Linked DNA regions of Mus musculus: regions 1 and 2 are each linked to region 3. Evidence: chromatin loops called from intact Hi-C (ENCODE). Cell type or tissue: heart. All regions are shown on one strand.

Region 1 (8,000 bases), 350 kb before region 3:
AAGTTACAAGGACTCAACTTATCTGCCTGGGACACTAAAGAGGAATGAGGCCTTACACCTCAGAAAGGCTGTGAGAGTCTCAGGTACCAAGAATACTAGAAACACTGGGCCCTCAGCACCAAGGCAGGCTATGAAAGGCCAAGCTTCATCACACAGGCAGGTAGGAGGGGAGGAGATTCATAATCCAAGCAGGCAAGAAGGGCAGGGCCTCATCATACAGGCAATTATTGGGGCTGGGCCTCATCAGCTAGACAGCCTGGCTCTTTTGCCTTGACCACAGGAACTGAGCTTCTCCACAGTCCCTGCCACTCACCTGATGTGGGTAATTCTCCCAGCACAATGATGGCGACCACAACCATGATTCCTATGAAGGAACAATGAATCTCAAGCTCTACAAAGGCAAAAGTCAGCCTCCTACCCTGAATATGAATCCCCATCACCAAGGCTTCCACGGCCTTCTAGGTACCACTTCCACTCTTCCCTGCTTTTACACTTTATTTTTATATTACGTAGCTCACATTGCCCTCATGTTCATGATCCTTCTGCCTTCAACTCCTGAGTGTTAAGTCTGATGGTTGGTTTTAATTGTCAACTTGACACAATCAAGAATCCCCTGGAAAGATGCTCTCAGTGAAGGTGTGTCTGTATTACGCTGGTCTATGGGTGTGCCTATATGAGAGACGTTCTTAATGGGGTTGAGATGGAAAGGACCATCCTGAATGCGGGTAGCACTATTTCACGAGGTGGGCCTTACACTAGATGATAAAGAGAGTGAGCTGAACGCTGACATGCATGCATTCCTTGTTGTCTATTCCTGATTGTGGATGTAACCAACTCCCTCAGGCTACCTCCCCTGCTATGACAGACCAGACCTGGAACCATGAGCTAAAATATAAAATATAAAATCCTTTCTCCCTTGAGATGCTCTTGTCAGGATGTTATTACAGCAACAGAAAACAAAAACAAAAACTAGGAGAGCATGCTCTCTCCTCCACCAGAGCTCAGCCCTCTTCTCTCCTCCCTTGTTCCATCTCTGCCCTCCCACTCCTCCCCAGCAGATTCATTCACTGCAGATGGCCAGCTCCTGGTGCACAGTAGGTCTTCATTAAGCACCTATGGATGCTTGTAAGGTAGAGGCCTTCCCTTCTACCGTCAGGTTTACTCACATGGTAGAGGATGGAGGTGCCACCCACGAAGGAACACAGATAGAAGACAAACCTCCAGCTGCAGAAGGGGAGGAAGCTAGTAAGGCAGCTATCAAAAGAGCAGTGTCCAGGACCCAGGGGTGGAGCCTCATCTGACAGGGAGACTGAAAGGGAGTGTGGCTCACATCTCAGGGAATCTGGGAAGGGAAGGACCTCAAGTACGAGGAGGCTAGGAGGGAGGAGCCCCCTCACCCAGACAGGCTAGGAGGAATGGGGCCTCATCATTAAGAAAGACCTTACCTCCCCCTGAGCCCCACAATTACCAGGCTTCACAGAATTTCTTGGATAAGGAAGGCCGATCCTGGTTCCGACGTCTCCTGAACCAGCGTTGAGTCTGCCGAAGCGTGAGGCCACACTGGGAAGCCAGCAGGACCATCTGTGTCTGAGAAGGGAGTAATGAGGGGAAGGATTATACAGGCCCAATGCCGGTTTCGTACCCTTTGTTCCTACTTTGATTCCCCACTGAAGCTTAAGATCTATCCCACAGAGAAAAGAGAGGAGGGTAAGGTGGCATCTACTTCAGTTCCTGCCTTCACTTCCTGCCTTCACTTCCCTCAGCAATGGACTGTTACCTGAAAGTTTAAGTTGAAATGAACCCTTTCTTCTCCAGCTTGCAGTTGTTTGCACTGCAACAAGCAGCAGAGTAGGACACTACCCTAGGCAGGCACTCAGCTCTCAGCTCTATAGAAGCTATTCTATTCCCAGACAGGGCACACTGCCATCACGTCCACCTTACCCAACAGAACCTGACCCAGACCAGGCCAACTGGGCTGCCACACCATGGATGGGAATGGAGGCAGAACCACAGGGCTGCTTCTGACACTCCAGGCACTCCACTGGATCAAAAGCATCTTGTCCCTTCCCAGAACTGGGACGAAACCTACTCTTCTGTTTGTTGAGTGATCATAAGGTTGATGTTCCAGACTAAGAGAGGAGGGCTTCATATGCCAGGAAGCCTCACAGTGGTAGGACCTCATGTCCCAAGAAACCTGGGAGGAAGGAGCAGGGCCTTAAACCCCAAGAAGCCTAGAGGTACAGAGACTCATGACCCAGGAAGGCTGGAATGCCAGTTTCAAACTCTGGGAACCCTGAGAAGGATGGGACCTTCAAGTCTCAGGAAGACCAGGAGAGAGAGACATGGCCTTGTGTCCCAGAAAGGCTACACAAGGACAATTTTATGCCTCAAGACCTTGAAAATAAGGTTTCCCCAGGTCCCAAGGAGAACAGGAAGGGCAGGGCTTCATACCCAGGAAGCCTAAACGGGCAGATACTCTTGGCTCAGGGAGATGAGGAACATGGCCTTGCTTTCAAGAGATAGATGAGGGATGGGGCTTCAAAGCCTTGAGGCTAGGAAGAGTAGCCTCGTACTGAGAGAGAAGTGGTTTCAAGCCCCGCAGAACCAGGGAAGGAGTGACTGATCCACTAGTCTCTGCACAGCAGGAAGAGGTGGGGGTCTCACAAACCAGCAGACAGAGGAGAGAGCCTAACATACCAGGGAATCTGTGGGTTCAAGTTGAATCTGTGGGTGTGTCAGAGGTCCCTGTCCAACCTCTAATAAGGGACACACACCACTTCTATGCCTGGGTCCCAGGGCAATCACCATGCAGCTGTCTAGAGAATATGGGGCTCACCTCCTCTGGACACTGCTTCATCCTGAGGAAGTACTTCTCCAGCACCGGGTTGGGCTTTATCTTTCTCCTGATTGGATCCTGCACACCCATCCACCGGCTCAGGGGCAAGGCCACAAATCTGAGTGTGAGAGAGACAGAACTCAGAAGAATGCAAATGAAGGGATGTGACTATAACAGGAGGAAAGTGAGAGGACCTGAGGCTTGGGGAAGCCTTACCAGTATGTATAGTTCAAATCTATCTGAAAAGAGGGTTTGGAAGCCCAGAGCCAAAATGCCCACGTGGGCAGGACAGAATTTTCTGCCACTACTCCCAGCTTTAATCCCTCAAGGCCAAAGGGATTACCTGTATAGTGCATCAGACCAAACCTAAGAAAAGACACTATAGCTTTGTCTTCAGAAGAGAGATGTTCAGACCAGTTCATTGGGAACCCAGGATCCTTCACCCATATTCAACCAAAATCAAGTCTTCTCACTACCTGTGTCCTGGTGACCTGGGTCTTCACCTCTCTGCATCAGGTTACTCAAGGGCGGGCCTAGGCATGCTACCTGTTAAGTCTGATTTACCCTCCCTCCCATCCTTCCTGCAGCAGATACCTGGTTAATCAGTTACCCACATTGCCCACAGGAGGGTGCCCCAAGACCACAGATGGAGACTGAACATCAGCTCTTTAAGGAACTCAACTCCTTCCTTAAGGCCTATCTAAACTGAGCTTCCCACAATTCCTACAGGCCCAGCTGATCTTACACACTGTATATTCTTAGTCATGTTACTAAATCTTTGTGTGTCTCCATTTTTCCTTCTGTAAAATGGGAGTAATAATAGTACCGTGCCATATATTGTCATCAAGCATTGAGTTAAGACATACATACATCTTAGATGACAGAGAAAAAGCCCTCAAAAAAGAAGTATATGAGGGCTCTGGGCAGACGGTTCAGTAAGAGTCTTTACCACACAAGCATTTAGTAAGTGAGTTCAAATCCCCAGCACACATGCAAAAACTTGGGTGTGGCCACATGCCTGCCTGTAACTTCATCTCTCTGGCAGGTTGGGAGATGAAGGATCACTTAGGGCTTGCAACCCACCAACCTAGCTCTGGGCCACTCAGGGAACCTATCTGAAGGTACTAAGAGAATGATAAAGGACATCTTGATGTCCTCTGACCTCTACACCACACACACACACACACACACACACACACACACACACACACACATACACACACACATGCATACACCCTGCAGGGCCACATCATGGCACTTACCTCTCAAAGACAATTCGCACAGCCACCAGGACCAGAGCCACTGGGAAGGCAGCAAGCACGTGGTGAGGGTGGGCGAACACCAGGCCATCACGGTCCTCCAGCTCTGCCCATGTGACATTGGGTGGTAACCAGTATGTCTCCTGCCACAGCCACTCACTCAAGCTGAACGACATGCTGTGGATACACAATCAGGTAAGCATAACTCAACTCAACTCAACTCAAAGGGTGTGTACAGTAGGACAGGCTGAATCTTCAGTGCCACTAAGCATACTACTTGAAGAAATGTCAGAACAAGGGGAATACTGGAGAGATCGTTCAGTGGTTTAGAGCACTTGCGGACCCACACCGCAGCTAATAACCATCTGCAACTCCAACCTGAGAAAGCCAATGCCCTCCTCTGACTCCCATAGGCAATGCACCCAATGTGGTGCACAGACATACAAGCAGGCAGAGCACCCATATACAATATGGTGGTTTGAATGAGAATGCCTCCATAGGCTCAAATATTTGAATGTCTGGTCCCTAGTTGGTGGCCTGTTTAAGAAGAATTAGGAGCTGTGACCTTGTTGGAGGAGGTATGTCACTGAGAGTTGGCAACGCCCACTCCAGGCCCAGTGTCTCTCTGTCTACTACCAGCAGGTGAGGATGTAAGCTCTCAGCTACTGCTTCAGTGCCATTTCTGCCTGCTTGCTGCCATGCTCCCCACCTTAGTGATAATGAACTAACCTCTCTGAAACTGTAATTGAGCTCCAATTAAATACCCTCTTTTATAAGTTCTTTTGGCCATAGTGTTTCATCACAGCAGTAGAACAGTAACTAAGGCACACATAAAAATGAATAATGTTTTTAAAGCCGGGTAAATGGTATTTCTGGTTTATCTAAGAAACCATTTCCACAGTTAAATCCTGGAGGTTCTGACCTATTTCATGGTCAATCCTTGAAGAGTTCACAGTATTAGGATATAGCAAAAAAAAAGTAGGACGAGCCTTGGAGCTGGTAAGGCATGTCCTTGTGGCTGTGTCTTGCCTGAGGCCTTCTTCTATTGCTTTCTTCTGCTTCCTGGACACCATGTCTCAAACTGTTCTACCCCACTACACCCGCCCCACCATGGTATAATGACACTCAAGTAGTAACCCAGAATAAATCTTTTTTTCCCCTTAAATTGTTTATGATACATGCTTTGTCACAGTGGTGAGATTGCTTAACTGAGGTTTGAAATATGCTTGCATGATCTTGGTTTTGGTTTCTTGTGGGGATCAAGGTCACCACCCTTGGCTACATAGTGAGTTTGAGGCCATCCTGGGCTATACAAGACCCTAAATAAAAAGAAAAATCAAATTCACATGGCAGGAAAGAAATAATAAATCAATAACGAGAACTGTAAGTGTCACTCAGTAGCCACTTGCCTAGAACACAGGAGGATCAAGTTTAATCCTCAGCACCCTCTCCCCTCCTCCATTTTCAAAACACAAAAGCATTTCAGATGCACACTAGCACGTACTGTTGTCTACACAAAATGCTATCAACATAAAATTCAAAATTAGGCCAAATAAATGTATGCTGCTGAGGTTGGTTGGCTTCCTGTGGCTACTCTTGCAAACTGGTTGTCTGGCAGTTCTATATATAGGTCAATAGTTCTAAATGGATCTCACTGGGCTCAAATCACGTTGCTAAGCTGGTCTCCTCTAGAGGCTCCTGGGAGAATATGAATATTGCCTTTTCCAGCAACAAAACTCAAAATTCTACATCTGGGCTATGCCCCCAGCTCCTGACTCAGGGATTCTAAGCAGTCACTCTTGAGGAAGTAAGATGAAGGGCTTCAGGGTTCCTCAGTTTCCATTTTCTCCTTTGAAACTCAGCTCCATATCCTCACATCTCATATATCCAGTCTGAAATATGAGTACAACAGATATGTACTTTACTGGGGAATGGAGTGGAGGTGAGAACAGGAGGTTCCATCCTGGCTGGTTTAATTCCTGGCTCAGTCATTTACCAGTTATGTAACCTTGGGAGCAGATGCCTTGCTCTCTCTGTGACTCAGTTTTCCCATCTGTAACTGGGATCCACAATAGTTCATTCCTAATAAGTGGCTGGAAATGACGCCTACAGCCGTGTGAGAACAGTGCCAGTAATGATTTGGGGGAGGGAAGTGGTCCGAGAAAGACTGAGGGGTCACTGGTATGTGGCAGCTTCTGGATGATGCTTTGTGTGGTGAGTGGTTTATGCGTACATGGGCAAGTCCACGAGCTCTGCATGTACATGTGGAGCCCAGAGGTAGACCCTAGGTATCTTCCTAAATTGTTTCCCACTTTATTTTTTTGAGCCAGGTTCTCTCACTGTACCTATAGTTTACAAGCTGGCTGGAATGCCCAGTGAGTACCCAGGATCCCCCTGTCTCTAATCCCCAGCACTGGAATCAGAAGCATTTCTGTGAGTGTCTTCTTGCTTGCAGAGCAAAGGTGCCACGAGGCAGTGGGTGCTTTTCTTCTTCATGCTCCACTCCTCAGGTCCCCACACTCCCAGTTCTGAGAGTGGAACCCAGAACCAGGCTAGGCAAATGCTCTCCAATAACACATACACCCAGCCCCACACTGGTAGATTCTAGACAGACAATCTACTTTTGAGCCACAACCCCAGTCCTATGATGGCACTCTACCACGAAGACATGACCCTTGCCCCTCACTGGGGGATTCTAGAAAGGGTCTTTTCCACTGAGTCACACTCCCAGATCCACAATGGTAGATTCTAAGCCTGTGCTCTACTGCTGAACCATCCCCCCTCCCAGCCTCTTATTAAGAGGAGCCTAGGGAGGTCCAGCCCTCCTGGTGGGTTCTAGGTAAGGATGCGCCATACAATTCCAGCTCCTTACTGGAAGATGCTAGAAATATATTGCGTCTGCAGTGCCGGGATAGGTCCCATGGCCCGTCAGATGCTAGCCAAGCACTCACCAGTGAGCCACCCCCACCACATCCCCCAGCACCTGGTTTTCAAAGTCAGGGTCTCCCAGAATATCCTGGCATTCAAAATCCTCCTGCCTCTGCCTCCCCAGTTCTGGGATGGAAAATGTGCATCACCACCAGTTTTCTAGGTGATTCCTAGGCAGTTCTCAGCCTGGAAACCCTCCTGACCTCTATTGTCCTTCCCTTAAATTCTATGCCTTGTGCTCAAGTTGGGTTAGGCCAGAGCAGCCTACAGGGCAATGAATGTGAGCGAGGTCAAGCAAAGAGTCAGTGTAGGTTGCTGCGCCAACATGTCCGGTCTCGACCTTTATTATCCTCAAGGCCCTCCTACCCCTGTGTTTCTCCCTTCTCCCTCAGCTTGCCAGCTCTTTGAAGCCCGGCTGGCTCCTCTCCCAGCCAGGCCCCTCCACCTGGAACTCAGCTGATAATCCCTCTTACTGACTAAAAATATCCCTCGAGGAGAGAGACCAGGGCTTTGTGCTAAGGGGCCCAGCATAGGGACCAGCTAAGCTGAAGGGAAGAGAGAGGCAGGGAGGAAGGGAGAAAAGAAAGGCGAGGGGAGTGGAGAAAGAGCTAAATATCCTACCCTGCCCTGCCTACGGTGGGGGTTGGGGACTGCTGTGTGTTTAAGTTTGATCCTAGCTGTTCGGAAAGTCCTGTTGTAACCAGCCTAACAGGGATAAACTCACTCTAAACAAACACTTTGGGCCCCTCACTTTGGCTATCAGAGTATTGAAACAATGAGCCCCAAGAAACTGGAATTTCCCCCCACCCTCAACCCCAGCCCCAACCCCCAGGAATCTCCAGCTGGGAGAGAAGAAAGTCTAAAGCCTGGGCCAACAGAGGAGAACTTTCTCCAGGAATGAGGTTTACACTTTGCCAACAACTTGTCAGACCACCTCGCTGAAGACAGGAAACCCAGACAGCACTGGACGGGACCAC
Region 2 (8,000 bases), 71 kb before region 3:
AGATATCCAGGTCTTTTCTAGTTCTGGTAGTTGGGGCCCAACTGTATCCAGACTCACTAGGAACTGTCCACAGCTCACGTCCATGAGTACATGTGTGATCCTTCTTTGTCTGGCAACTCAGCTCTCTGGAGTGACCACACCTCTAACCTCTGTACTCCCTGCCAGTCCCCTGACCCACACAGACCATCAAGCCCTCTTGGGTTGCTCCAGATCCAGGGAAAAGGCTGCTGGCCCCACTCTCTGAAGCATGGATTTGGTGGAAAAGGGGGGAGAGAGAGAGACAGACAGACAGACAGACAAAAGCCCTGAGAACAGAAGTTAGAGGGGTTTAGAGCCACACGGCAGGCCTAGAAAGTAGATTAAGTATAAGTCAGTGAAGGAAAACAAAGTGAGAATGATTGAATGAATGAGAGAAAGCAAGACAGACCATGGAGACATGTACCCACTTATGGGATCCATATGTGTGCAGGCTACCAGCCCAACATACATACACTCATGTGCAAAAAGACAAACATGTACATACAGCACACATACACGCATCCATGTATACACACAAGCTGGGACACACTAGCACCAATAGTGAGCTCTTCTCATTTCTATCAACACAGGTGCTCTCTTACACACACAGGACATTACACACCTAGGAACTAGCACAGCTGATCTACCTAGCATTGGAGACCTTAGGTTGGAGGAAGGGGTGGAGGGGGGAGGTCTTGTTTCCCCTAACCTCTTGGTATACTTTTGTTCAAACCCTGTATCCTCCATAGGCTTTCCCTGAGAGACCCCTCTGCAGAGACCCTACTAGACTATTCTGCTGGATCAGACACATGCTTCGTGACCACTAATGGATCCCGTCCATCCTGCATCCTCAGCCCCACAGGATAGGAGCTTGATCTGTTTTACTTACTGCTAGGTTCCTGGTTCTGAAAGGAGACACAGTACACAAATAATGACACTCATTCACTTCATAGTTGAGACAGATTAAATAAGAGCAGTGCACCTATCTCTACCTACTTTATTTATACACACACACACATCATTGTGTGCCCACTTAGCAGACTCCTGCTCATTAAGGGAGCTCATTTCATCTTCTAGGATTCCAGATTGAGCCAGAGAAGAAATGAGAAGACTAATGGACACAGAGAAAGTATAGCCAGGCTCACATTTCTGTAGTTAAGGGAGAGTGAAAATGAAGACACAGAACTCTCTTTCCTTCTCTCTCTCCCTAAGTTATACACACACACAAATACACCCACACACCCACATACAGCATAGGGTAGGGATGGCATTCTGCAGCTGGGGCAGCGGTTAGGTCAATGTGCAGATATGCAAGCAGCAATGATAAAAAGGCTGGTACCTGCTCGCTGGGACGGGGCAGGAGCAGGGCTTAGAGTGATCACAATAACTGGATGGGGAAAGGAAGAAAAGAGAAAAAAAAAAACACCACAATAAATCACAACAGAAACAACCGATTTGTCCAACAGAAAAGAAATCAAATCATAATGAAGAGGAGGGGGAGGCACAAGGCACCAAACTGCAGAGATGGGTAGAAACCAACAGAGATGGGATGATGGCAGGAAGGTGTGGAGCTGACAGAGACAGACACCTGCAGGGGACTCCTTGGGGCCTGCCAGCCACTAGCCTTACCAGGTCTTACTCTGCTCTAGGGACAGGCAGCTCTTATGGCACCTAGAACCCTATTCCCAACCCTGTCTCATCCACAGGGCCGTGGAGGGATGGCCCTGGAATCCAGCAGGGGCCCAACCTCTGGTCCCAGGCAGAATCAGTGAAATGCATCCCCACCTCTGGGTATCTCCAGTTCCTGGAAGAAACTCCCAGGAAGGAAACGTGGAAGACTTTGTCCAGAAGGGGTAGGGATGGAGGGAATCCTGAATGCCTCTTCAGGAAGATGATCAAGCTGTGAAGGTCAGTCAGGCCAGGTGGCCAGGTAGTGAACAGAATTTTCACCTACAGGAGGCTGCCTTTCCCCTCTTACCATAGTGACCACACAGACAACTATAGTATGTATACTCCAAAGATTACATCACAGAGGATATAAAGAAGACATTCTGCTGAATCAAGAGGGACAGAGGAAGGGTTGGACAGAGAGGGGAGAAAAAAAGCCAGATTCTTTCAGCAAAGACAACTTGGGACAGGGGTATCTGGGATACAACAAGGATGCTAACTGTGGTCATGGTGGACAAGCTGGATGTGTGTCTAGAAAGGAAGAGGAAGCACTTTTGGTACAGGACCGTATGTCAGGAGGCAGGCCCAAAGACAGTAGGCTCAGAAAGGAGGTGCGTTTCTACTCGATGGGACTACACTGGTTACAGGTGTCTGTAGTAGTAGCAGTCACTTGAGCCCTGTAGACAAAGGCTGCCAGGCTGAGAGATGGCTATGTGTTTCCTGAGGGCTAGACAGCAATAGTGAAAAGTAGTTGGTCATTAGAGATATGAGGTGCCCCTGTATGTAGGAGGCAGTGAGCTGGGTCCAGTGACAAGGTCCTTCCAAGCTTAGAAGGAGCCATCTGATATGACCAAAGAAGTCAAATAGAAGCCTCCAATCAAAACGGATGTAGATGAGGACTTAGTGACCTACATGGGCAGATAGGCATGCACGTGTGTGGACTGTCTGCTAGGGGAGGGGACCTCTTGACAGTCACTGACTCGGCAGGAGTGGAACCACTGAATCAGAAGAGATATAACTGTTTGCAGAGTTAAAAGACTTGGTTGTAGTCACAGCGGCGTAGCTTCGAGTCTGAAAGCCTGCAAGGTGCAGGTGACAAGGCTCCGGAAGCCGACCACAGGGTGAGGGACTAAGCTCTCAGGTACCAACGGTGTGAACTTCGGGACCGCGGTACGTGGGCGGAGAGAGTCGCCCTGGAGACTGCCCACCCGACTTCCAGGTCACCGTGACCCTCTCCCTGCAAGCCGACAGCACAGAGAGTGGAGGGGAGGAGAGCTAGCGCCCCGGAAGCGGGGGCAGGATCTGCCCGGTGGGCGGGGCCTCCCAGTGCGCGCCCCGCCCCGCCCGCCCCTCCCCCACGAGGCCGTGCTTACTGGGCCTGGGCCGCTGTGGGCTGATATCCAAGTTGAGGTCGATCCTCCTGCGGGCCTCACGGTTCTCCTGCTTCAGCTTGGCTTCCAGGCGGGACAGCTTCTGCTCCAGGGAGGACGCCGCCATCTTCCCCGCCGCCGCTGCCGCCGCTCACCGCCAGGCCACCCGTCAGTCCGGGGTAGACAAACACCGCACTGCGCCTGCGCTCGGATGACCCCGCCGAGCCGCCGTCCTGCCTAGACCACCCCAGCGCGTGCCCGCCCTGCCTCGCGTGCATAACGCCGCGCGTGCGCACTGGGTTCCAGTAGGAAGCTGATGCCACCTAGAGCCCGAGGCGGGCCTCATGCATTGTCATGGCCTATCGCTGCCTTCCGCAGTGCGCATGCGTGAAGTTTCAGGCGATTAAGCGCTGTTGGAAATCACTTAAAAAAAAAAAAGAAAAAAAGAGAGAAAGCGAAGTCCGGTCAACCGCACGCCTGCGTGCAGAAGCGGGAGACCGGCCAAGCTCGCGCCTTTACTGCACACGCTTACGGCTGTTCCCAGATTATTCTTCACTTCGTGTGCATCTCTAGGGCGCTCTGGTGCCCGCGCCCTCACGGAACAACCTTCCTCGTCTAGGACGGTCTTTCATGAGGACCTGTTATGCTTAATTGCGGCCTGAACTCTCGCTGTTAGCATGGAGCCGCCTCCTCACCGTAATTAGGTGCCCATGGTAATCCCTTTCCATTTCAGCCAGTCCCAGCACAGTGAGAGTAGCCCTGACAAGTGGAGAGGGAATCCAGAGTTGGTGATTCCTGAGCTCGGTGTCAGAATCAAGGTTAAGGCCAGACTTTCTGCCCCATTCCTATCCTTTCGCCCGGAGAATCCGGACTTGAAACCAATGTTATCTGAAGACAGTCCCTGGGGTTAGATGCCTCTGCCCTGCTAGCCCCATCCCCACCCTGCATTAAGTTCTTCCAAGAGTGCTAGGATAAAGTTTGTGTGTAAATTCGGGTCGTTGAATGTGCAGGGACATTCAGCAAGAGACCAAACCCAGGAGGTCAGGCTGCGCACAACTCCGGAAGCAACAGTGAACACTTTGGGATGGGCCTTGGCCTTTAAAGGCTTCTTAGAACTCCTTTGGTAATGACCTATGGGTGGAGCAGAGAGAAGCTTAGAGTTAAAAGGATAAAAGAGGAGAGGAAAATTGGATTGGTTTTGTTTTGTTTTGTTTTGTTTTCGCAACAAGGTTTCACTGTGTAGTTCTAGCTGCCCTGTAACTCTGTAGACCCGGCTGGCCTGGAACTCAAGAAATCCACCTGCCTCTGCCTTCTGGAGTGTTGGGACTGAAGATAGGCATCACCACCATCCAACTGTTTTAGAGGGTGGGGTGAGGTAGATTCTTTAGGAAAAAAAAAAAAAAAAAACCTAGGCAGAAAACTACCCAATTTCTCTTGATTCTACTTCACCTCGTTGAAGTAACTTGGATATCCTTCCTCCCAGGACAGACAGCCTGATTTGATAGACAGGTGTCATCATTTGGCCCCAGTTATAGGCAGCTTAGACAATCATACTGTACAAGGAGGTGGAAATTACCGTTCTCGTTTATTAAGCACCCAGTGGTATATGCTCCCCTGCACAGGAAACATTCAAAAGAAAATCCCTGAATGAACTGGGAAAAAAGGTAGCCTTCACCAGCACTGGACTCAGGTGGGAATGTGTGACAGGAGACTCGGCTTACAGTTTCTTCTTTATGTTCCATGAGCATTGTCCTGAGAAAACACTGCTTAACTTGATGGGACTCCCTACGGCTCGAGAAAAGGGGCTCCATAGCTGACATGTCAGTATTCCATTCTTAGTTGTTTTGAGATGAGCTATGCTCCGTCTCCCAGGCTACCTCCAACCTTTCACGCCTCCTCCCTCCACCTCCAGAGTACTATACAGGCATCTCTACATTACATAGGTTCCACCACTCCTAGATTATGAAATGCTGAGGACGGGACCCAGGGCTGCCTGCATGTCAAGCAAGCACTCTCACAACTGAGCTTCAGTGCCAGCCCAGTCTTTATGTCAATATTTCCATTATGTGGTCTCAGGACCACCTGAATCAGAATTACCTGGCATTCTTACTTAGTAGCAGATTCCTGGCCCCACCCAATTTTTTTTTTTTTTTTTTTTGACAGGGTTTCTCTGTGTAGCCCTGGCTGTCCTGGAACTCACTTTGTAGACCAGGCTGGCCTCGAACTCAGAAATCCACCTGCCTCTGCCTCCTGAGTGCTGGAATTAAAGGCGTGTGCCACCATGCTCAGCTACCCATCCAAATTCTGAGTCAGTATAATTTCAGGGGTGGGGTGGGAAGCATGTAAGGGTTTTGTTTTCTTCCGGGCCTCTCAGCTGATTTTATTACATAGCTAAATGTGAGAGCCATTGTTCTAAGTACCCATCCCTGTCACAAAGGGCTTATAAAATCAGGACTTGCATGAAAGTTGGGATATGGAACTTTGGAACTGGACCCTGTATCCTCTCCTTAGGAGAGAACCCTAAGTATATGCTGATCCTTGTTGGGAAAGGTTGGAAATCCCACTCCCATATAGGAAACTAATTAAGCCAGAATGTTCAGAGGAAGGGCAAGCCAGCCAGCCAAAGACACAGGTGTGGTTTTGGTTGAAGAACCTAAGACTGGTTAATCCTTCCCTAAGGGGTTACACCTCAAATCTACCGCCTCCTGTTTCTCCTCCAGAAAAACCAGTCCCAGGATCTTGTCTGAGCTGCACAAAACCGACATGTCCTGCCTTCCTTCCACTCCTGCTGGACCTCTCTCCCTTGGAATACAATGTTGGGCAGAAACATGTAAAGGCCTCTGTGTCAGCCTGCCCCTTCCCCCACCAGGCTTCATTCCTCCTCCATCTTTTCCCGAACTTCTGCAGGCAGTCCCTCATAAAGGGTGTCCTCCACCAGCAGCCCCGACTTCTTCAGCCCCTTGCAGTCACCAAGTTCTTCTGGCAGTGTCTCCAACCTGTTACCCTTGAGCTCCAGACGGCTGAGGGCCTGGAGGGCAGCCACGTCAGGTGAGAGCTGAGTTAGGTGGTTGTAGCCCAAGAGTAACGTCCGCAGCTTGTGGCAGAAGAACAATTCATCGGGCAGACTCTCGAGTGCGTTGTAGGAGAGGGCTAGATGCTGGAGGCTCTGGAGAAGGCCCAACTCAGGTGGCAGGGAACGAAGCCCGTTGTGGGATAAATCCAGCAGGCGGAGGCCAAAGCACTGGCCCAGCTGGGTGGGCAGAGTCTCCAGCTTGTTGTGACTGAGGTAGAGCTGCTCCAGGCTCCGGAGCTTTCTCACATGCTCGGGCACATAGGCAATCTGGTTGTGCCACAGCCTGAGAGTGACCAGCTTCCGACAGTGCTGGAAGCTGAGGATCTCCTCGATAGACCGAAGGTGGTTGTCCTTAAGGTCAAGTTCCTGCAGAGCCCCCAGGCTGAAGATTGCATGGGGGATACGTTCCAGCCCACAGGCCACCAGCTCCAGCTCCCGTAACACTGCCAGCTTCTTGAGGCTGTTTAGGGCAAGCAAACGAGCCCCATCATTGTGCAGGCTGAGTCGCTGAAGGTGCCCGGCCACATCAGTCACACTGGCTGGCACCTTCCCTGCATTGCTACGTAGAGACAGTACCTTGAGCTGTTTAAGCTCCCGGAGGCTCTCCAGGGTGGCACCCCGAGCCATTTCTGGGGGAAAGAGTCCTTCCAGGTGCAGTTCTTCTAAGCCTCGAAGCCCAAACACCCAGAGGGGTACCTCTCGGAGCTCCTCGAATTTAACACAGATCACCTTCAGGCGATCTCGCAGGAAGATCTGTGATGAAAAGGGCAGCCTGGCTGGTGAGTGAAGCAAGCTGAGCTCCTGAAGGTTCACAAGCTGGGAGAGCCCAGGGGGAAAGGAGATGTCACAGATGGCCTCCAGCCTGAGTGCCTCCACCTCGCTGAGCTCAAAGACGGTGTCAGGTAGTCCAGGGAGCATGCAGAGGCTCAGCTCCAGCCGGCCACGCATGTTACGCTGCAGCTTCTGCCTCAGCTTCTCAGGTGTCCACTCATGGTTGAGGTTGAGTTGCTTAAGGCGGCTCTCACTGACTTCAGAGAGGAAGACTGCAAAGCGTTTGGAATAGAGGGAGTCGTACTGGTCAATGAGGTGGAGCATGAAGGCAAAGTCATTCTTAACATCCGGGATATCGTTCATCCCTGTCTCCTCACGCACAGAACGGAAGGAGTACTCTTTTAGGGGCCTATGGAAGAGCCAGTAGAGTGTATACAGGCAGGTGATGCCATAGACACACACAAAGGAAATATAGCAGAAGGCCAGCTTAGAAAAGAGGTGGGCCTTGGTGTGGTTGCAGCAGAAACTGGCATACCCCGTGATCTCTGATGTCTCCACCCTACAGGCCACCAGAAAGCTGATCTTCTCCACATAGATCAGGTTGTAAACCAGGATGGCAAAAAACTTACACACTTTGAGCACTGTCTGCCGGATGTACATGGAATAGAGGATGTCACCCTCTTCCACGTGCACTCGGAACTTTTTGACCTTCTCGAATAGGGCCTTCGCTTGCTCGCCCTCCTTCTTATCCAGCAGAGTAACAACTGGAGGCTCAGACACCACCTTTTCGGGCTCAATGAGCACTTTCTCCTTCTCACCTTCACCCACCTTCCCCGACCCTGCCCCTGTGGTGGTTACCGTGGTCACCATGGCCCGTCCAGAAGCTGGGCCCTTGTGATTTTCTCCAGACACCTCGGACAAGGCCCGAGTGGTCCATGGAGAATCAAAGCACTTGCCCAGGATGGAGATGAAGTGTTCTATTTTGGAGCTGGTACCAGGGAATTTGAACCAAAAGCTGGTACAGACCATAAAGATGAGAGTATGGATAACCACCAAGTAGGGGAAGTATTTGGCATACCAGTGGAGGGCAGTCTCATAGC
Region 3 (8,000 bases):
AAATGCATAGACATACATGTAGGTCAAACAGGGACACACATAAAAATTATTAAAAATAAAAAAGCAGAGAAGGGATGGCAGTCATCTGTAATTCAAGATTCGGGAGACAGAGACTGGAGATCTCTAGGCAAGCTGGCTAACTAGACAAACTGGAGAGCTGCAGGCTCAGCAAGAGATCCTGTGCTACTAGATGAAAGTGGAGAGCAATAGAGGAAGACACTCTGCCCTCCACAGGGAAGTGCATCTTCACAGACAATTGTGCACATGTACAGAACATACAAGTACATCATACATACACACAGGCAAAAACCAACTACTTAATATTATTTCATAGGGCCAGGGAGATAGGCCAGTACTTTCCATAAAAGCATGAGGACTTGAGTTGGAGGCCTAGCATCCATGTAAAAAGTCATGCACAGTGGTGTATGCTTGTAATACCAGTGCCAGGGAAGCAGGGGCAAGAGGGTCCCTGGGGCCTAGTGAGAGACTGATTTCTTTTTTTAACCCCCCCTTGCCCCGGCCAAGAGAGGGTTTCTCTATGTAGCCCTGGCTGTCCTTAAACTGGCTCTGTAGAACAGGCTGGCCTTGAACTCCTGCCTCTGCTTCCTGAGTTCTGGGACAAACCAGCATGCACCAACCACCACCCAGCTGAGAGACCTCTTTCAAAAAACAAGGTGGACAGAGTCTGGAGATATGGCTCAGTGGTTAAGAGCACTGGCAGCTCTTGCAGAGAACCAGGGCTTGATTCCCAGTACCTACATGACAGCTTAATACATATTCTGAGGAATGACACTCACGGCTGACCCCTGGACTCCACATGTACACGCACACACATGCGTTCACTCATATGTGAAATATTAACACATACACCTACCATGTCCCCTACAAACAAAATGTTTCACAAGCACATGGATACATGTTAAGAACAGACATTAAAGTGCAGGCAAAATATGCCAAAGGAGCATTGGAAACGTTCCTCTGAGGGATGGTATCTTCTCCAACTGGGGTGTGGACACAGGGAGCATGTTAGCTCTCAACAACTTCCTTCTTTCTAGTGCTTGACTTTGGCTTTCCTGGAGATGGTATGGTTTGTACCTTCTCCCAATTTTCCCAATCTCAGATCCCTTTTTGACCATGAGTGCCTGATGGTCTGTACTGTCATATGGATCACATTTGGTAGACGCTGGCCTAAAGGGTAAAGCTCATCCATCCATCTGTCCATCCCTAGAAGTCACTCACGCATCCCATGAAAGAACTATGCTGGTGCCCAGCCCCTGTCCAAGTACTTCTGGGACACCCTAACCTGCCACGCCTGCCTGGTGACTGCATCCATAAGTCATCCCTGTCACACCTTCCTGGACGTCCTTTCTCAGAGCTCTTACGGCAGTGTAAGTAACTCTGTCTCCTGCATTCCTACTGCAGCAGCAGCAGCAGCAGCAGCATGTGATAGCAAAGGAACACACTGGAACACTGGCTCCTTTCGGTCGGTCGCTCAGAGGATTAAATGAGATGATATGCAAATGATGTTTGGCATAGTGAACACAAGACAAGAGCTCAATCAATGTGTGCTTCTGGGTCTAACTCTTCCTCAAGCTGGCTGTGCAGGCTTTAGATACAGGCCATCTGAGTCAATTCCCTGGGCACAGTGGGGTTATCACCCATAAACACTGACTTGACATTCTACAAGACTTGTTTCTGATCTACTAGTACCTATCAAAGCACAGACACAAAAGACAATGTATCTATATCCCCAGGCTACAGCAAAGCTGTGTTGGCTCTACTCAAAGACTTAAAGCCTTCTTGTACTTTCTACAGAGTTCACAGTCTATCCCAGGGGCCCTTTCTAACCCGCTGTGTCCATCTGTGCAAAGTCCCCTGGGGAGTGGGGGGAGGTCTTGCAGCTTCTCATGTGCCACATGACCTTCAAGTCTTTTCATGCACTCTTGCTCTCAAATGGACATGATAAACTTCTATCTTGTGTCCATCAGGAGGGCTGCCAGTAGTTAGTTCCCCATGTCCTCAGTCCTTCCAGAAGATGCCTGCATGACTACAAGTCCCACAACAGATCATCTTTTTTCTTCATTCTTTCAGCCCTGATTTAAGCCAGCTTCCTGCAAGATGGCTAAGTCCTTCAGATATGGCTACTATCCACTGAAGACAGGGATCATCAGGGCCAGTGACAATACCAACTTTGCTAGGTGTGTGTGGGGTCTGTTCTGCTAAACCCCACTGTTCTGCTAAACCTCACTGCTCCCAGGAAACACATTAGGCCACACCCTAATCTAACTGGCTTGACTGCAGCAGAATACTACTATTCTAAGGGCTTTTTCCCCCAACCCCCATTTTCCAGATGGAGAAGTTGAAGTTCTAAGCCAAGATGAGTTTTTTTTTTTTATTCAAATCTGTTCAGAATTTGTTTGTAAATATTCTACAAGGAAACCTAGGCTTTTTATCTGGGTCTTTCCAGGCATAACCAAATGCTTGTTAGGAGCTGGTTTGTTCTGGATTCTCCTTTACACTCCCTAGTTCTACAACTACAGCCAGTTCTGCAATCTCTTCTTTCCTCTCTGTCTTGTGCCGGGGCCAAGCTACCTGTGATCCCTTCCAAACCACCACAGTCAACCGCAGGAATCCAGAGGGAACCCACAGGTGGGACCCTAGGATGGGAGCTGTGGGGCAGAATTGGTAGGGAGAACCAATACAATACAACCATGAAGAGTGAGGGATGTGGGGAGTCTGGCTTAATGACAGATTGGCTGGGAGTGGTGTATATGGGAGTGGGGGTGTCAAGCAGAGGGGGTTGTCAATCAGAGCACTCATCCTTTCACACACACCCCCCCTGTCTTCTTCACATTTTAACCCTTCTGAAAATATTCCTTAAAGAGGTGCTTGCTTTTGGCAGGTCTGACCCAGTCTGAGCAGATCCCACATGCTAGGAGGAAGCTGTTTTATTTTGACCAAACATTGGTGGTGGGTAAAAGAACTCACAGGGCTCTCAGAAACTGGCCTTGATGAGCACCTTAGATGGCAGCACTGTCTATATCATCTGAGGCCAACAGATGCCATAGGCTCAAGGATGCTGGTCCTACCAGTCTGGTCAGACTTTAGGATTGGGGCCAGGAGCCGCTGGAAGATCTCACTCCCCATGGTATGTATAGGGAGGTGCCATTGATTTGGAGATGGGCACTGGTTCCTTTTGGGACACTGGTGTAGGAAAGAATGTCCTTCCTATTAAAAAGGATAAGAAAGAGAGAGGGGGGGGAGAGATTTGTGGTAGGTAGATCTTAGGCCCTGACACGCCCTGGAGTCCCAACTCAAAGAGAATGGGGTGGAAGGGACAGGCTAGGTGCTGGGGACAGAGCTTGCCACCTCACAATCTTCTGTCTTTTGTCTGAGTTAGGAGGTCTGTTGAGGGTACTGGGCTCAAGAAGGTGTATAGAAGTTCTCATGTGTGTGTGTGTGTGTGTGTGTGTGTGTGTGAGAGAGAGAGAGAGAGAGAGAGAGAGAGATGGGGGGGGGAGAGCACTCATGGGCCTGGGTCTGGGTTGGGCCCTTAGGTTCCTGTATATTTAGGGGTATCTAAATGACCCCACTCTGTATCAGAAAGATGGATGGGGAGGGTGTGTCTATGGGGGATGGGATTCAGCACTATCTTTTGGTCTTTTGGGAAGTCCTGAGTGTTCATTTCTTCAGGAAGATGCCATCTAGATGGCTCAAGATCAGCAACAGTGTATAGTCTTCTCAGAAGACTAGAAGTGATGTTTTTTTTGTTTTTGTTTTTATTGGAGCCCTTGAGCAGGAGGGGTGCCAAGTGAGCAGGCTGAGCTGATGTCTCTGGATTCAGTTGGGAATCTTTCCGTTTAAGAGGTGAGGCATGGGTTTCTGTGGAGTCAGAAAGAAAGAGTATAGGGCTCTGATCTTGGTCTCCTTGGAGAGGATGAGGGTGTAGGCCAGACACAGAAGACAGGAAGCCAAGTGGGAGGTTTAGGGGGATGTAAAGGCAAGAGATGTGCAGATGGGAGGGGTCCTGGGACTCGGGGTGGTGGTGGTGGTGGTTGTGGATTGGAAAGGAGACGCTCATGGTGTGTGTGTGTGGGGGGGGGCAGGTCTGCAGACTGGGGGATGGGGAAGCCCTGGACAGATTCTAACAGAGGAGTCTTGGGAAAGATGTACAGAGGTCCTGAGCCTGTGGGGGACGTCGCGAAGAGACACTGGGTCTTAGGAGCCCTGGGAGGGATCCTGAGGGGATCGGGAAGGAGGGTGGGCGGAGGCCGGAGTTCCAGGGTCCGGGACTGGGAATGCCAAGGCTCCCAGCGTGGATTCTGGAGGCGAGGCGACCCCAGGTCACGCTCCTGGTTTGGCTTCCCCGCGGGGCCCCGCAGCACTGACGCCCCCAAGGAGAAGAGGCCCGGTTCGGGCCGCCCTACCTGCGCCGAGAGCGCCTCCATCGCCGCGCCGAGCCTCGCTGTCCCTGCGCTGTGTCGTCCGATGCCCCGACCCACGGTCACGTCTGCTCGAGGGTCCCGCAAACCCCGCGGCCCGGCCCCTTTCAATCAGCCACCCCCGGGGACCGCGGCCGTCGCTGGCTCCGCCACTGCCATTTCACCCGCTGACAGGAGCCGCTGCCCCGCCCCCCGCCCCCCAGCCCAGTCAACCAATTCACCGCCCCCTTAGGCCTTTGGCTCCGCCCACTGTAGAAGAATGACATAAGACCTGACCAATCCATAGCCACCCCGTGAGGCGGACCCTGGCTACGGTTCTCTGAGGAGAGGAGCGAATTGAAATGAGAGAATCTGTGATGGACATCTAATTTTACCTATCAAAATAAGTAATAATATTGATCGACACCTAAACTACTAATAGTGATGGGCGAGAGGTGTGCCTCGGAAGGAAAGCTGAGGCCTTGAGCAACCCTTAGCTGAAAGCACTAAGCCCCGCCCAGAGCTGGAATTCTACCCAATCATGAGAGGTTCTGAGCCGTCCATTACTATCTGCTCTTCAAACCTCGTCCCTGGTAACTGTTGAGATGGGAGGGGTGTGCTGTGAAAGAGATCCTGACTTCTAAGCAGTCAGCGACACTGATGGAAGGCGGGCTCTTGTATTTGACCAATGGAGTCGTGAGACTGGGAATGAGGTTGGCGTCCTGGGCGGTAGGACTTAAGGCCATGGGCTGAATGAAATGGAGGAGTTAATGAGGAGGCGTGTCTCGGTGCAAGGATAGGCGGGACCAGACAAGGGCCGGGCTCCTGGCTTGGGTTTTAGATCGGGCGTATGCAGAAGGCCTCTCTTCAGAGCCAGCATCTCTGTGGTGGCCGGGTGGTTAGGTCAGGTCCTACCCTTGCTGGGTGAATCTGGCATCAAAACGCCGATTGCATCCTTCATTTGCCCCAACCATTATCTCTCCTGGGACGGGGCGGGGCGGGGCGGGGATGGGGTATAGAGCGGCGGAGGGGGTGTCAGGTCTCCTTTGGGTCCAGAGCCGCACACGTGAGAGCTGCTTTAAAGGCTTGAAGAATGAATGAATGAATGGGACCTTGGTTCTTTTGCCGACTCCCCCTTGTCCTCGTTTTTTTCCTCCTCCCCTTTCTCCTTCCACTTTGTTTTTATTTTTTTTTTATTTTAATTTTTGAGACAGAGTCTATTGTAGTCTTAGGATGACCTCAAAATTTTCTGTGTAGCAGAGGGTGACTTTGAACTCCAGATCCTCCCACTTTTCACCTTCCACTCACCACCTTGGCCAGATCCTAGATTCTTTTAATAAGTAAGTGAGGGCAGAGAGCATGTATGACCCATCATTGACAGCTACAAGACTTGAGAAGAGGATGACTCCAGGGTGTGGGTTATGGGCCTTGGACAGGGTGGGGCAAGGAAGGATGTGTCATAGAAGGAAAGCTGAGATCATAGGTTCAGCAGGGGGAGTGGTTCCCCTCTGGAGGAGACTGATGAGTAGTGGAGTACAGCCTGATTCACAAAAGGCTACAAAAAAGTTCAGCATGATGGCTGAAGATCGGGGGGGGGGGGGGGGGACACGAGGGGAAACAGAGGAGTCTATTCAGAATAGGGACTGTCAGGATTTCTAAGGTTTGAGATCTTAACCTTTTGTATAGTCAGGGCTTCTATTTGATACTAACAGTTGACAGTCACATGGATTTTTAAATTTTTAATTTTGTTTTTGTTTTTGTTTTGTTTTGTTTTGTTTTTTGAGACAGGGTTTCTCTGTATAGCCCTGGCTGTCCTGGAACTCACTCTGTAGACCAGGCTGTCCTGGAACTCAGAAATCTGCCTGCCTCTGCCTCCTGAGTGCTGGGATTAAAGGCAAGCGCCACCACGCCCGGCTTAAAATTTATGAGATAGGGTCTCACCACAGCTCAAGCTGGCTTCCAACTCGCAGCGCATTTGACTGGTGTCAAACTCAGAATTTTCCTACCTTAGTTTCCAGAGTGCATGGATGTGTATTATAGTGTTGATCTCATACACTCTCCCTCTTTTATCTATATTGCCCCATTAAAATTTTGAAACTGTTAAGAAAAACTAGACTATTACTAAATACTCAGGTGATTGAAAACCTCATTCCATCCACATTTCTGTATTCCTTTCCCTCATCTAAAAAAAAAAAAGAGAAGAAAAGAAAAGAAAAGGAAAGAAAAGTTCTTCTACAGCCCGTTTGTGTGCTGTGCTATTTAACAGCATCAAGTTGAAATCAACCTCCTGCGGAGGATGCAGCTCAGTTGGTAGAGTGCCTACCTAACTAACATGCACGAAGCCCCAGGTTTGATCCTAGCACGTTGGTAAAAAAAGATATAGTAGTAAACACCTGTAGTCCCCAGCTCAGGGAGGTGAAGGCAGGAAGACAAGTTCGAGGCCGTTCTCAGCTCCACAGTGACTCTGAGGCCAGCCTAGGTTACATGGAAGCATGGCTCAAAAGAGGAGGATAGGCACCTGAACAGTTCAGTCGGGAGTTAAGATTGATAATTGCTCTTACAGAGGACCTGAGTTCACTTCCCAGCACCCACATCTGGTGGCTGACAACTACCTGTAACTCCAGTTCTAGGATATCCTCTTATGCCTCTTTTGGCCTCTTAGTACAGTGAAATTATTTTGAAAAAAAAATTAAAAATTTCTTATCTATATGTTTCTATCTATCTATCTATCTATCTTTTTTTTTTTTTTTTGAGACAGGGTCTTACTATGTAGCCCAGGCTGTCCTGAAGCTTGTTCTATATACCAGGCTGGGATTGAACTCACAGGGATCTGCCTGACTCTGCCTCCCAAGTGATGTGATTAAACGAATGCACCACCGCAATCCAGCTTTTATTTTAAAAAAATTTTTTTAAATTAGTTCAGTTTGTCTTCATGTCACCTGAAGAGGCCAGAAGAAGTAATTGGCCCCTCTGCAGTTGGACAAGCTGCTGTGAGCTACCCTACCTGAAGGCTGTGAAGCAAACAGGTTCTGTGGAATACAGCAAGTACTCTTAATCACCGAGCCACCTCTTTAATTGCTAAAAAGAAATTTTGGGAAATCTGAGGATGTAGCTCAATAGTTGAAAACTTGCTAAGCATATATGAGACCAAAGCCTTCATCCCCAGTGCCACAAAAAAGTTTTTTCCCCCCTTTTGGGACAAGACCTCATTTAGCTCAGGGTGGTCATACACTCAGTAGCCAAGGATACCTTTGATCTTCTGACTCTCCCGTGTCCACCTCTTAAGAGCTTTAAATACAGGCAGTGCCACCAGTTAGGTTTTATATGGTGCTGGGCTTGAACTCACAGCTTCATGCATGCTAGGCAAGCACTATACCAACTAAACCACACCCCCAGCCTAGTTAATTTTTATTGTTTTGAGATGGGGTGGTGGTGTCTGTTCCTCAGGCTGGCCTGAAACTCCAGGGCTCAGGGGATCCTTTGGGTTCAACCTTCCAAACAGCAGGGCTTTAGGCATGTGTCATGGTACTCTCCATGTACATAGTCACTTGTATCAGGAACACTGTTTTCTCTTAGCAG

Evidence for each region. Hi-C counts contacts between places; a loop is a spot of excess contacts. Peaks named below come from ENCODE experiments on the same cell type or tissue, not always from the same donor. Only the 100,000 strongest peaks of a DNase experiment are listed, where the experiment ranks them.
Region 1: it touches region 3 in a loop (1.8-fold over the local background); 3 of 42 quality-filtered maps call a loop at or near these places.
Region 2: a loop joins it to region 3, with 2.3 times the contacts of the local background. A loop is called at or near these places in 5 of 42 quality-filtered maps.

The regions. Positions count from the first base shown.
Region 1 is chr8:4,511,827-4,519,826 of GRCm38, reverse strand. It overlaps Cers4 (ceramide synthase 4), which reads right to left. Exons shown (of 11, transcript NM_026058.4): 2 at 4,099-4,272; 3 at 2,837-2,954; 4 at 1,469-1,587; 5 at 1,167-1,224; 6 at 314-364. The coding sequence starts at 4,271. Among named protein-coding and RNA genes, the nearest start is that of Cers4, 22 kb to the right of the region's middle. In heart, CTCF peaks have their summits at 3,454 (motif pointing right) and 4,695; a DNase peak (open chromatin) is centred at 7,446; H3K4me3 peaks cover 558 bases; H3K27ac peaks cover 2,363 bases.
Region 2 is chr8:4,234,093-4,242,092 of GRCm38, reverse strand. It overlaps Lrrc8e (leucine rich repeat containing 8 family, member E), which reads right to left. Exons shown (of 3, transcript NM_028175.2): 3 at 4,623-8,000. The coding sequence ends at 5,929. It overlaps Map2k7 (mitogen-activated protein kinase kinase 7), which reads right to left and starts at 3,353. Exons shown (of 12, transcript NM_001164172.1): 1 at 3,060-3,353; 2 at 1,358-1,405. The coding sequence starts at 3,183. In heart, a CTCF peak has its summit at 3,200; DNase peaks (open chromatin) are centred at 2,402 and 3,332; H3K4me3 peaks cover 2,773 bases; H3K27ac peaks cover 2,177 bases; H3K27me3 peaks cover 1,440 bases.
Region 3 is chr8:4,163,191-4,171,190 of GRCm38, reverse strand. It overlaps Evi5l (ecotropic viral integration site 5 like), which reads right to left and starts at 4,624. Exons shown (of 20, transcript NM_001346730.2): 1 at 4,428-4,624. The region is part of intron 4 of 4932443L11Rik (a long non-coding RNA gene); the gene reads left to right. In heart, no CTCF peak of the experiment used is centred here; a DNase peak (open chromatin) is centred at 4,930; H3K4me3 peaks cover 2,054 bases; H3K27ac peaks cover 1,033 bases.